2 separate regions of the Homo sapiens genome follow, and region 2 is linked to region 1. Evidence: chromatin loops called from intact Hi-C (ENCODE). Cell type or tissue: Calu3. All regions are shown on one strand. Each heading gives the region's core, and the rest is flanking DNA. Links, peaks and the distances in the headings are about the cores only. Region 1 overlaps MYRIP (myosin VIIA and Rab interacting protein). Region 2 has its middle 70 kb from the start of MOBP.

What was found. A loop is a pair of places that touch in the nucleus more often than their neighbours do. Peaks named below come from ENCODE experiments on the same cell type or tissue, not always from the same donor. Only the 100,000 strongest peaks of a DNase experiment are listed, where the experiment ranks them.
Region 2: it touches region 1 in a loop (5-fold over the local background); 2 of 110 quality-filtered maps call a loop at or near these places.

The regions. Positions count from the first base shown.
Region 1 is chr3:40,114,088-40,119,480 of GRCh38, reverse strand. The region is part of intron 3 of MYRIP (myosin VIIA and Rab interacting protein); the gene reads right to left. Among named protein-coding and RNA genes, the nearest start is that of EIF1B-AS1, 190 kb to the left of the region's middle. In Calu3, for the core only: no CTCF peak of the experiment used is centred there; a DNase peak (open chromatin) is centred at 2,450.
Region 2 is chr3:39,535,209-39,540,601 of GRCh38, reverse strand. No RefSeq gene overlaps it. Among named protein-coding and RNA genes, the nearest start is that of MOBP, 70 kb to the right of the region's middle. In Calu3, for the core only: no CTCF peak of the experiment used is centred there; no DNase peak of the experiment used is centred there.

The DNA of each region.
Region 1 (5,393 bases), core at 279-5,278:
CTTGTGCACTTATACACACATAAGAAAATACTAAAAAATATTCCCTTTGCCCTTTTTCTGCACAAATGTCAACATGCCATTACATACTTCTCTATTTGCTCTTTTCATAAGAACACATCCTGGAGATATTTCTTATCAGTAAATAAAAAGTTTCCTCATTCCGAAATGCAAATCAAAACCACAATGAGATACCATCTCACACCAGTTAGAATGGCAATCATTAAAAAGTCAGGAAACAACAGGTGCTGGAGAGGATGTGGAGAAATAGGAACACTTTTACACTGTTGGTGGGACTGTAATCTAGTTCAACCATTGTGGAAGTCAGTGTGGCGATTCCTCAGGGATCTAGAACTAGAAATACCATTTGACTCAGCCATCCCATTACTGGGTATATACCCAGAGGATTATAAATCATGCTGCTATAAAGACACATGCACACGTATGTTTATTGCGGCATTATTCATAATAGCAAAGACTTGGAACCAACCCAAATGTCCAACAATGATAGAGTGGATTAAGAAAATGTGGCACATATACACCATGGAATACTATGCAGCCATAAAAAAGGATGAGTTCATGTCCTTTGTAGGGACATGGATGAAGCTGGAAACCATCATTCTCAGCAAACTATCGCACGTTCTCACTCATAGGTGGGAACTGAAGAATGAGAACACATGGACACAGGAAGGGGAACATCACACCCCAGGGCCTGTTGTGGGGCGGGAGGAGGGGGGAGGGATAGCATTAGGAGATATACCTAATGTAAATGACAAGTTAATGGGTGCAGCACACCAACATGGCACATGTATGCATACGTAACAAACCTGCATGTTGTGCACATGTACCCTAAAACTTAAAGTATAATAATTAAAAAAAAAGAAAAGAAAAATAAATAAATAAATAAATAAATAAATAAATAAACCTTCAACCCAGGGAAAAAAAAAAGTTTCCTCATTCCTGTTTAGGGGCATGCAGGCATTTTCACTTTATGACCATTCCATAATTAATTTAACCTGTGCCCTATTGATTAGCATCTAGATTGTTTCCTAATCTGCTATTACGTCAGTGCTTCAGGGAATGATCTTTACACCTGTCCCTTTGCATACAGGCAAATATATCTGCAAAATAAATTCCTACAGATGAAATAGCAAGGTTGAAAGATACATGCAGCAGGAATTTCACAGATATTGCAAAATTTCCTTCCATTTGAGTTATCGCAATTTATAGTCTTGTGGCAACATATTAGCCTCTGCCAACATACAGTGTTATCAAGTTTTTTGACCTTTGCTAATCCAATTGGTGAACACTGGTATGCCATTATAGTTTTAATTTACATTTATCATATTATGAGAGAGGCTAAGCATTGTTTCATTTGTTTAAGAGCCATTTGTGTTGCATTTTCTGAAAATTCTGTTTACTTTTCTTGTCCCTTTATTTTTAGGTTTTGGGCTTTTTGTTTTGGATTTGTAGGAGTATTTCTATGTTAGAAAAATTAGTTTTTGCAATTTAAATTACAAATAATTACCCTAGTCTGCCATTTGCTTTTGACTTTGTTAATGGTGATTTTTGTGCTGTAGAGATGTTTTTATTTTTATGGAGCTTCTGGTTTGGGGCCATAGTAAGGCCTCTCATGATTTCTTCTTTGTATTTGGGTTTATTTTTTATGCTGAAGTCTTTGCTCTAAAGTAAATTAATTTCAATGTCAGGTAGAGGGTAAGAGTCTAAAGTTATTTATTTTTTCCAGATGGAGCTAAGATTGGAACTGAGGTCTGGCTATAAAGCTGCCTTTATGTCCATCGCATCCTAAGGGCTGCTGTTGCTCTTCTGCCTCTACACTGATGGACTACGTCAGAACATCAATATGCTGTATTGATGATAATGGATGATATTTTCTTAGTTGTGCCAATATTACTCTTGAGGGAAGAAATGATGCCAAGGTAAGTGAGGACACTGGACATGAGTAGTGAATAAAATATTTCAATTTGAAAATGTAACAGCTAAGAATGTAGAAATGGGAATAACCTGGAAAGAAGGGATCAATGATGGGCAGAAGGTTGCCTCAAGCTACAGAGGGCAAGAGCTTTTTAAAAGGGGGGAGGTTGTGACACAACGTAGTAAAATTAATTTACATAAACACAGTAGCTATCATATGGCTTTGATGAAATCACACTTTGTAAGGCTCTCAGTTCTGTTCCTGATTTTCAGCCTCCAGGGTCTTTGTGGCTACTCCTATCCTGCTTTTACATAACCGGTGTATGATATCTTCATTAATTATCAAATTTTTCTAAACTGGCCACCAAAGGGTGGTGCAGTGAGCTACAAAAATGTCAAAATAACAAACTTTTATTTTACAATATCAGGGCGGGGGGATTGAAAGGCAGATGTGGCCTCACCGGATGCTCCAGTCATATTGGCAGCAAACTGCAAACAAGCTATAGCCGGGGGTGCAGCCACTCATGTGAGACTGTGAGACGGAGACAGGAGGGAAAGAACACACAAGAGAACGATTCACAGAGGTTGGGCCTCCACTCATTCCAAACTTATGAAACTATGGAAGGGAAACTGCTTGAAAAATATCTTAGAATGACTCATGAGAAAAGAGGTTCATGGCAAAATCAATAATGTTATGAGATTGTAGAGAAATGCTTTAACTTCTCCACATAAACAAGTCATTTTAACGGTTTTTGGGATACACCCCAAACCGTTTTTGTGTATTAATTTGTGGCTAAGAACCTGCAGCATCCACAAGGGATGTTCTATTCAGTTTTCTAGCCCTGTGCATATCCTTAACAGCCTGTCAAAAACAAAGGACGCCGTGTTCTAAACTTCCAGGTTCAAAATGTGCCTCCCAGCCTGAGACAAAGATGCAAAGAGACAGGCCCATGCCTATCAAAATTGGGCCAGACTAAACTGTGCTGAGGTGAAGACTGCTGAATTCAGAGAAAATAAAGTGTTGAAAGCAATGAGCCCTTTCCTTACTCTACTCTCAGGGACAAGGGAAAATGAAAGAGAGATAAACAAATACATAAATAGGATGGCAGGGAGTTACTTACAGTAGGGGGATGTTTTCCATCTAGAAGTTTCTGAAGATGGCAGTATCAGAGATGTGTCTTATGCTGCTAGGTGTGTGTGTGTTGGGGGGCAATGTAAGTTGTTCCTTGGGAAACTTGAGACCACGTCTTACTTTCCTAAGGTCTACACAACTCATGGAGGAGGTGTGAATGCATCTGCTAGGCTAAAGCTGGCTAAAGGTAAAGTGCTAGGGGATACCAGCATCAGGGGCAAAACACATCACAGGGATGTGAGTGTGCCCCCATCCAGGGATCAAGCAAAAGATGACAGCTGGAGACCCAGGAGGATAGTCAGCCCCAGGGAACCTGTGAGCCAGGGAGCACTGCAGCTGGCTTCTATAATGACATTTGGGAATTCAGACTCTTCACCACTCCATGCCAATTTCTATACCTGTTCTACTCAACCTTGCTCGTGCTGTGCAGTTGTCATTACCTGCAGTGGCATGAGCTGTCTCCATGGCAGAGTGAGCGGGCAGGAGGGTGTGGACCTCAGAGCCTAGTTTTGGTGTTTTATATGTGATCTCTTACGGAAGCCCACTTGGAGAGACTGATACTCCATAATAAAATCGTGACATAAATTCTACAACAAAGAGCATCACATAAAAAAAAAAAAAAGAACTGTGAACCAGGGACTGGGAATCTCCAAGTTTGTTCCTGAGTCTAGCTTTTTGAGTGACCTTGGACTTTGTAAATCTCAGGTTTCTCTTCTGTAAACTAAGAGAATAGAAATACCATATTTTAAAGGTTGATTTCAGCTCAGTTCTTAGATTCTAACTCTGGATCCTTAGTGATGTGGTTTGGCTCTGTATCCTCACCCAAATCTCACCTTGAATTGTAATAATCCCCTCATGTCAAAGGTGGGAGCAGGTGGAGATAACTGAATCATGGGAGTGGTTTCCTGCATGCTGTTCTTGTGATAGTGAGTGAGTTCTCATGAGATTTGATGGTTTTGTAAGCGTCTGGCATTTCCTTGGCTTGCACTTATTCTCTCTCCTGCCACCCTGTGAAAGGTGCCTTCCACCATGATTTTAAGTTTCCTGAGGACTTGCCAGCCATGTGGAACAGTGAGCCAATTAAACCTATTTTCTTTATAAATTACCCAGTCTCAGGTATTTCTTCATAGCAGCATGAGAACTAATAATACACTTAGTTAAAATACTAATTTTATTTTTAAACTAATAATGTAATATATACACACAGAGAGTAGGAATGAGACATTTGTCTTCCTTGGATGATCAATTTCACACTAGGAGCAACTTTTTCTTGAATATTTCCCAAATTTTTGGGCTTGGAGATATTATCATATTGATATTTCATATCAGATATACTGATATTGATATTTCATATCAGAAATACTTCATTCTTTTTTCCCTCATTGTAGAATATTCTACTATGGAAATGTATCAGTTTATTCATGCTACTAAATGAGAGACAGTTGGGAGAGTTTCCTAATATTTTGTTATTACAAACAATATTGCAATTAATATTTTTAGGCCCGTGTGTGCATTTCTATATCACATATTTCTAGAAATTAAATGATTAGCTCAAAGGTCATATGCATTTGTAATTTTGACAGCCATTGCTAAATAGTCTTCCCAAGCAGGGAGCTGTATTGATTTACATCCCACTGAAAGCACATTCAAGCACTGCTTCCCCCTTCCTGTTAACACTGAACTACCAAAGCTCTTGATACTGGCTAATCTGAAAAAATTTAATACTTTGTTAATTTGCATTTACTTATTAGAGAAGTTAAACATCTTTTCAAAGGCTTCCTTGTCTCTGAACTTTGCTCCTTTTTTCTTTCTTGGCTTGTTGCCATTGATTTGTGAAAATTCTTAATAAGAAAACTAGTACTTTGTTGTGACAAACATGCTAGCCCATATTTGTAAGATTGTAAATGCCACCCACTTTTATTTTACTAATTTGTCTTTTGATGTTAGCTATGGTATACAGTCATTATCACTTAATGATGAAGATACATTACAAGAAATGTATTGTTAGGCAATTTTGTCATTGTGAGAGCATCATAGAATGTACCCACACAAACCAAGATGGCATAGCCTACCTCACACTTAGGCTACATGGTATGGCCTATTGCTCCTAGGCTACAAACCTGTACAGCACGTAATTGTACTGAATACTGTAGGCAACTGTACATAATGTAAGTATTTGTGTACCTAAACATATCCAGGCATAGAAAAGGTACAGTAGAAATATATTACAATGTTATAGTACCACTGTTGTATATGCAGTATGTTGTTCACTGAAATGTTGTTATGTGGTGCATGACTATATTCTGTGTTGCAGAAAATTATGTTTTAT
Region 2 (5,393 bases), core at 150-5,149, 580 kb after region 1:
TTTTGTTTCAAACAAATGACTTTCTCCCATTGGATGGACATTGAATGTACCCCACCACTGTACAAATAGGGGATTGGATCTCAACAGTCTGTGTGAAACTGTTGTTATATTTCCCCAACTAAAATGAAATTTTCCCATTCCAAAGCTGGTGGAATGGGAAAGGGGGGAGGTGTGCACTTCAGTCATGCCACAAAGTAGCTTCATGCCCTTGAGTCATATCACTAAATGTCATTTCATATTAGTAAGATATGTCAAGAGGCATATCTTAGTAATCTTTGCCCTCCAAAGCCCTTCCACAGAGCAGGTGCTCTATAAACATTGTTATATAAATTAATGAATGCATAAATAATTATCTGGTTATCATTTGTTGTGTACCTACTAGATGTCAGGGCCTGTGCTAAGCATCTTACATTCATTACTTCTAATTCTTCAAACCATCCTTTTGAGCAGAGAATGTTTTCATTACACAGAAGAGGAAACTGAGGGTCACATCAGTTAAGTGATGTGTTCAACATCTCACAGCTGAAAGTGATGGTGCTGAGACCAGTCCCTCAACCTCTCGCTTCTAAAGCCCACATAGTCTCAGCACCACCCTGAAAGTTGCCCACTATTGATTAAAAAAAAAAATGGAAAGTTCACAGCCCATAGGAAGTAGATTAGGAGCCTCATGCTACATAATCTGCAGAAATAACCAAATAAGCTGAAGGGTTAGGACTAGAGGTATCCTATCATCTCAGTACCCTAAATAGCTGTTCCCTTCACTTCATCTACCTGAGAATGGTGTAAGAGCTGCACATATAGCTGGAATACCAAGAAGAAGATTACGTATCCTCCCTGGGATACAGGGACATCACACATGTTCCAAGCAGCAGGAGCAGGATAGGGCTGTTTTCTTTCGCATTTGTGTGCTCTAGGTCTTCACTTGTTCTGAATGCTCCCAGCAATGATGTCTATGGCTTTGGGTAGTTGCTCTTAGAATCCTGCTTTATAATATAAAAAAGAAAGCCTTTGTAAGATAATATTCAGTTTTTATGATTTCATTTGCAACCTGTAAATAAATCTAGCTTTATTTTGGGAGATTTTATATATATATATATATGCGTATATATATATGTATATATATGTGTGTGTATATATATATATATATATCTCCTCAATGTTCATTTACTAAGGGATCTTTTAGTTTCTAATATTTCTCTTCCAAATCACACTTGGCTACTAAGGTTATGGTAATCAGCAAATGTCAGTACATTTCACTGTTTTTGAAATCACATTCATAGCTGGGATTACAGGCATCCACCACTACACCTGTAGAGACAGGGTTTCCCCATGTTGGCCAGGCTGGTCTCAAACTCCTGACCTTGTGATCCACCTGCCTTGGCCTCCCAAAGTGCTGGGATTACAGGCGTGAGCCGCTGTGCCTGGCTGACAATTATCTTTTGTGGTGTTTTATATTTGCTTTAATTTTATTTATTTCTGGAGATTTTCTTTTTCTTTTTTTTTTTTTTTTTGTACTTCATTTAACCAGATTCCTATTGATGAACATTTGGGTTATTTTCAGTCTTTTGCTATTTCAAACATCTTGTAATGAATATCTTGTACATACAGATTTCCCAAAAATGTAACTGATGAATACAAAGTGCAGTTGATGAATCCATATGTATTTGTAATTTTAATTGTTATAGCCAAAATCTCTCAATAATGACTGTATCAACTTACACTGCCACCATAAATAAAATGTAGCAATTTTATTTTGCTAAGGCATATTTACCTCTATTATTGGAATCAAATAGAAGGAATAACTTCACAAAGGTAGGATTTACATCTTTATGATGTCAATATTTCTATCAATAAATATATCTTTTCATTTGTTCAGGTCTTCTTTTGTTCCCAAAAAGAGTACTTTTCAAATGTTCTTCATATACTTCTTAAACAATTTTTGTTAAATTTATTTGTAGGCATTTTATTTTATTTTTATTTTAAATTTATTTGTAGGCATTTTATTTTGTTGCTACTATAAATGGTTTTATAGTGTATATTTTTATTTTATTTTATATGAAATTATTTGTCAACTTAAAAGCTATTGATTTCTGTATATTAATTTTGCATCTATCTTACTCTGAACTCTTTTTATTGTTGGTAGTACATAGGTTTCAGTTGATAGTATTGGTTTTCCTAGTATCATCTAGAAATAGTGATAGTTTTCTATCCTCCTTTCCTATTTTAATAACTAATTTTTTATTTGATTATTTGCATTTCCTTCTGTATTAGTTGTCTACTTTTGCTGTGAAACAAATTACCTCAAGATTTAGCAGCTTAAAACAACACATATTTATTATCTTACAATTCCTACAGGTCAGGAATCTAGGCATGGCTTAACTAGGCCCTTGGCTTCAGTTTCCATGAGGTGGCAATCACCATATTCTCCAGGGTGAGCTGGGGCCTCATATGATGAACTGACTGAAAAAGAATCCATTTCCAAGCTTGCTTTCATGATTGTTGGCAAGATTCAGCTTCTTAAGTGTTGTTGGACTAAGAATCTCAGTACCTTGGTGACTGTTGGTTGGAGGCAAGGTCAGTTCCTTGCCACATAGGCCTCCCCAATATGACAAGATAATTGTCAGAGAGAAATAAAGAGAGAGAGAAATAAGTCATGATCTTACATAACCTTATCATGGTCCATCTTCTCACTTTTGCTGTATTCTGTTGGTGAGAAGCAAGTCAATGAGCCAGCCCACACCTAAGGGAGGGAACTGCACAAGGGCATAAATACTAGGAGGAGGGGATCACTGGGGGCCATCTTAGAGCCAGCCTGCCACTCTGATCAACTAGAACACAAGCAAGAGATGATGTAAAATATCAATGTATTTGTAATTTCACATTTGTAATTTTACATTTACAAATTTACAAATGTAAATGTAAAATTACAAATACATTGATATTTTACATTGACAGGGGATTGCAGGACGAGAGCAAGGAAGTAAATGTTTACTAATCTACAAACTTTTTGTAACTCAGGTGGTTTTCCATTCTTTGCTTTTAATAAAATGAAAGGAGGATTTCATGGAACTGACTACTACTAGATCCTTAAAAATAATTTTGGTTGATAGATCAAAATATAGCTTTTAGCTTGTAATTCAAGTTTTCAAAAAATCAAGTAACAATGGTCTTTTGAAAACTCCTTTTTTAAAATCTATTTATATGAATGAAACTTATCAGTGCTTTTCTATATAAAAACAAAAGATAAAGCCAGGCTCAGTGGCTCACATCTGTAATCCCTGTGGTCTGGGAGGCCAAGGAGGGAGGATCACATAAGGCCAAGAATTTGAGGCCAGCCTGGGCAACACAGCAAGACTCTGTCTCTTAAAAAAAATTTAAAAAAATTAGCCAGACATAGTGACATGCACCTGTAGTCCTAGCTACTCAGGAGGCTGAGGGGGAGGATCCCTTGAGCCCAGGAGTTAGGGGTTGCAGTGAGCCTATGTGACAAAATAAAACCCTATCTCAAAAAAAAAACAGAAAGAAAAGAAATTAAACTCATGCTTAGTCCTGTCTTGTTCTGAGTTTAACTAGCATTTATTGACAAAAATGTGTAGTAATAGAAAAAAAGAGCTATTTTCATCTTACGAAAATATATGGTCCTGATTTTTAAAATTTTAGAACTTATGTTTAATAACTAGGTTTTAAATACAGTATATTTATGTTGTTTTATCAAGTTAAAGTACTAATAATTATAATGATGACTCAATCACAAGAAATTTTGAAATTTTGAAATTTTATCTTGTATAATATGTGTTTTGCACAGAAGCATTATAGAATGCTGAATAAAAGACCATAAAGCAGTAAGTTTATTACATTAGAAAAAAATGTGAAAGGAGTGAAATGAAAACATTAGTCCAAAGGAAAAGGGAACTGATATAAAATTTCTAACTGTTAAAGAATAGCTTATCTAGGGCCGGGCACGGTGGCTCACGCCTGTAATCCCAGCACTTTGGGAGGCCAAGACGGGCGGATCACAAGGTCAGGAGATCAAGACCATCCTGGCTAACATGGTGAAACCCCATCTCTACTAAAAATACAAAAAAATTAGCCAGGTGTGGTGGCGGGCACCTGTAGTCCCAGCTACTTGGGAGGCTGAGGCAGGAGAATGGCATGAACCTGGGAGGCAGAGCTCACAGTGAGCCGAGATTGTCCAGCCTGGGCGACAGAGCAAGACTCCGTCTCAAAACAAACAAACAAACAAACAAAAAGAATAGCTTATCTATGTATTTTTCATGAATTATAAAGTTGATATGGTATTTAGATTTCATTTAACACAATAGAAGAGTGATATAAGTGTTTTACTTTAAAATATCAGTATTTACAATATGTTGTATCATAGTCTTTGCAACTATTTAAACTTATTTAAAATGTCAGGGTTATAAACTTTTTAAATATACTTTAGGTTTATGAGCAAAAAGGATGAAGAAATTGCTCCATGAGGAAGGAAATAGCATGAACTGAGTTGCAGAGATAACCAAGAACATGATGTATTTGGGGAATCACAGGTAGTTTTAGTATCACTGGGATAAAAGGGCACCTTGGATAGCACTGACAGAAGGGTTTGGAGAAATAAGGTGTACAGCCATGAAGGGCCTTGTGTGCTAAATCTAAAAGATTTGAACTTTATCCAAATGGGTTGGGGACTAAATGAAGGATTTCAATCTGAGGAGAGGTGTGATTGCATCTGCAATTTGGAAAGAGCACTTGGATAACCTTTTGTAGCAAGAATTGAAGAGGAAGTACGGCAGCTAGGAATACCAATTAAAAGTCCACTGCAGAAATTCAGGGTACAATTATGAGGCTCTAGAGCAGAGACAGGTGAGGGAGAAGATGAAACCGATGAGGAAGTGGAACACAAGAGGCTTTAGCAACTGAATAGCTGTATGAATTGAGAGGGGATTGCAGATTTCTGGCTTGCAAATGCAAGAGGAACAAGGTTGAAGAAAAAGGGATGACATCTGTTTAGGAAGAAGATTGACTGGCGATATCTGTGGAATGGTTGGATTTATGGTTCTCTGAAGCCCAGGAAATAGATCTGAGCAGGAGATAAAAATGTGGGAGCTGGAGTCTGATTGTTAATCCGTATTATTTTGTGTGATTGTTCATAGGAGAAACTTGCATGTACTTTTTATTTTATGCAAGATCTGTCAGGTTTTAGCATTAATGTTATATCTCCAGATATAATATTTGAGAGACTTCTTTATCTTTCAAACCCTAGAACAGTTTACAGAACATTGAAATTTACTGCTCCTTAAAAGTTTGGTAGAATCATATGGTCAAACTATCATGCCTCACTGAATTCTTAAAGAAGCAGCTCTTTGGTGACTTTATTTATTCTATTAAAATAATGT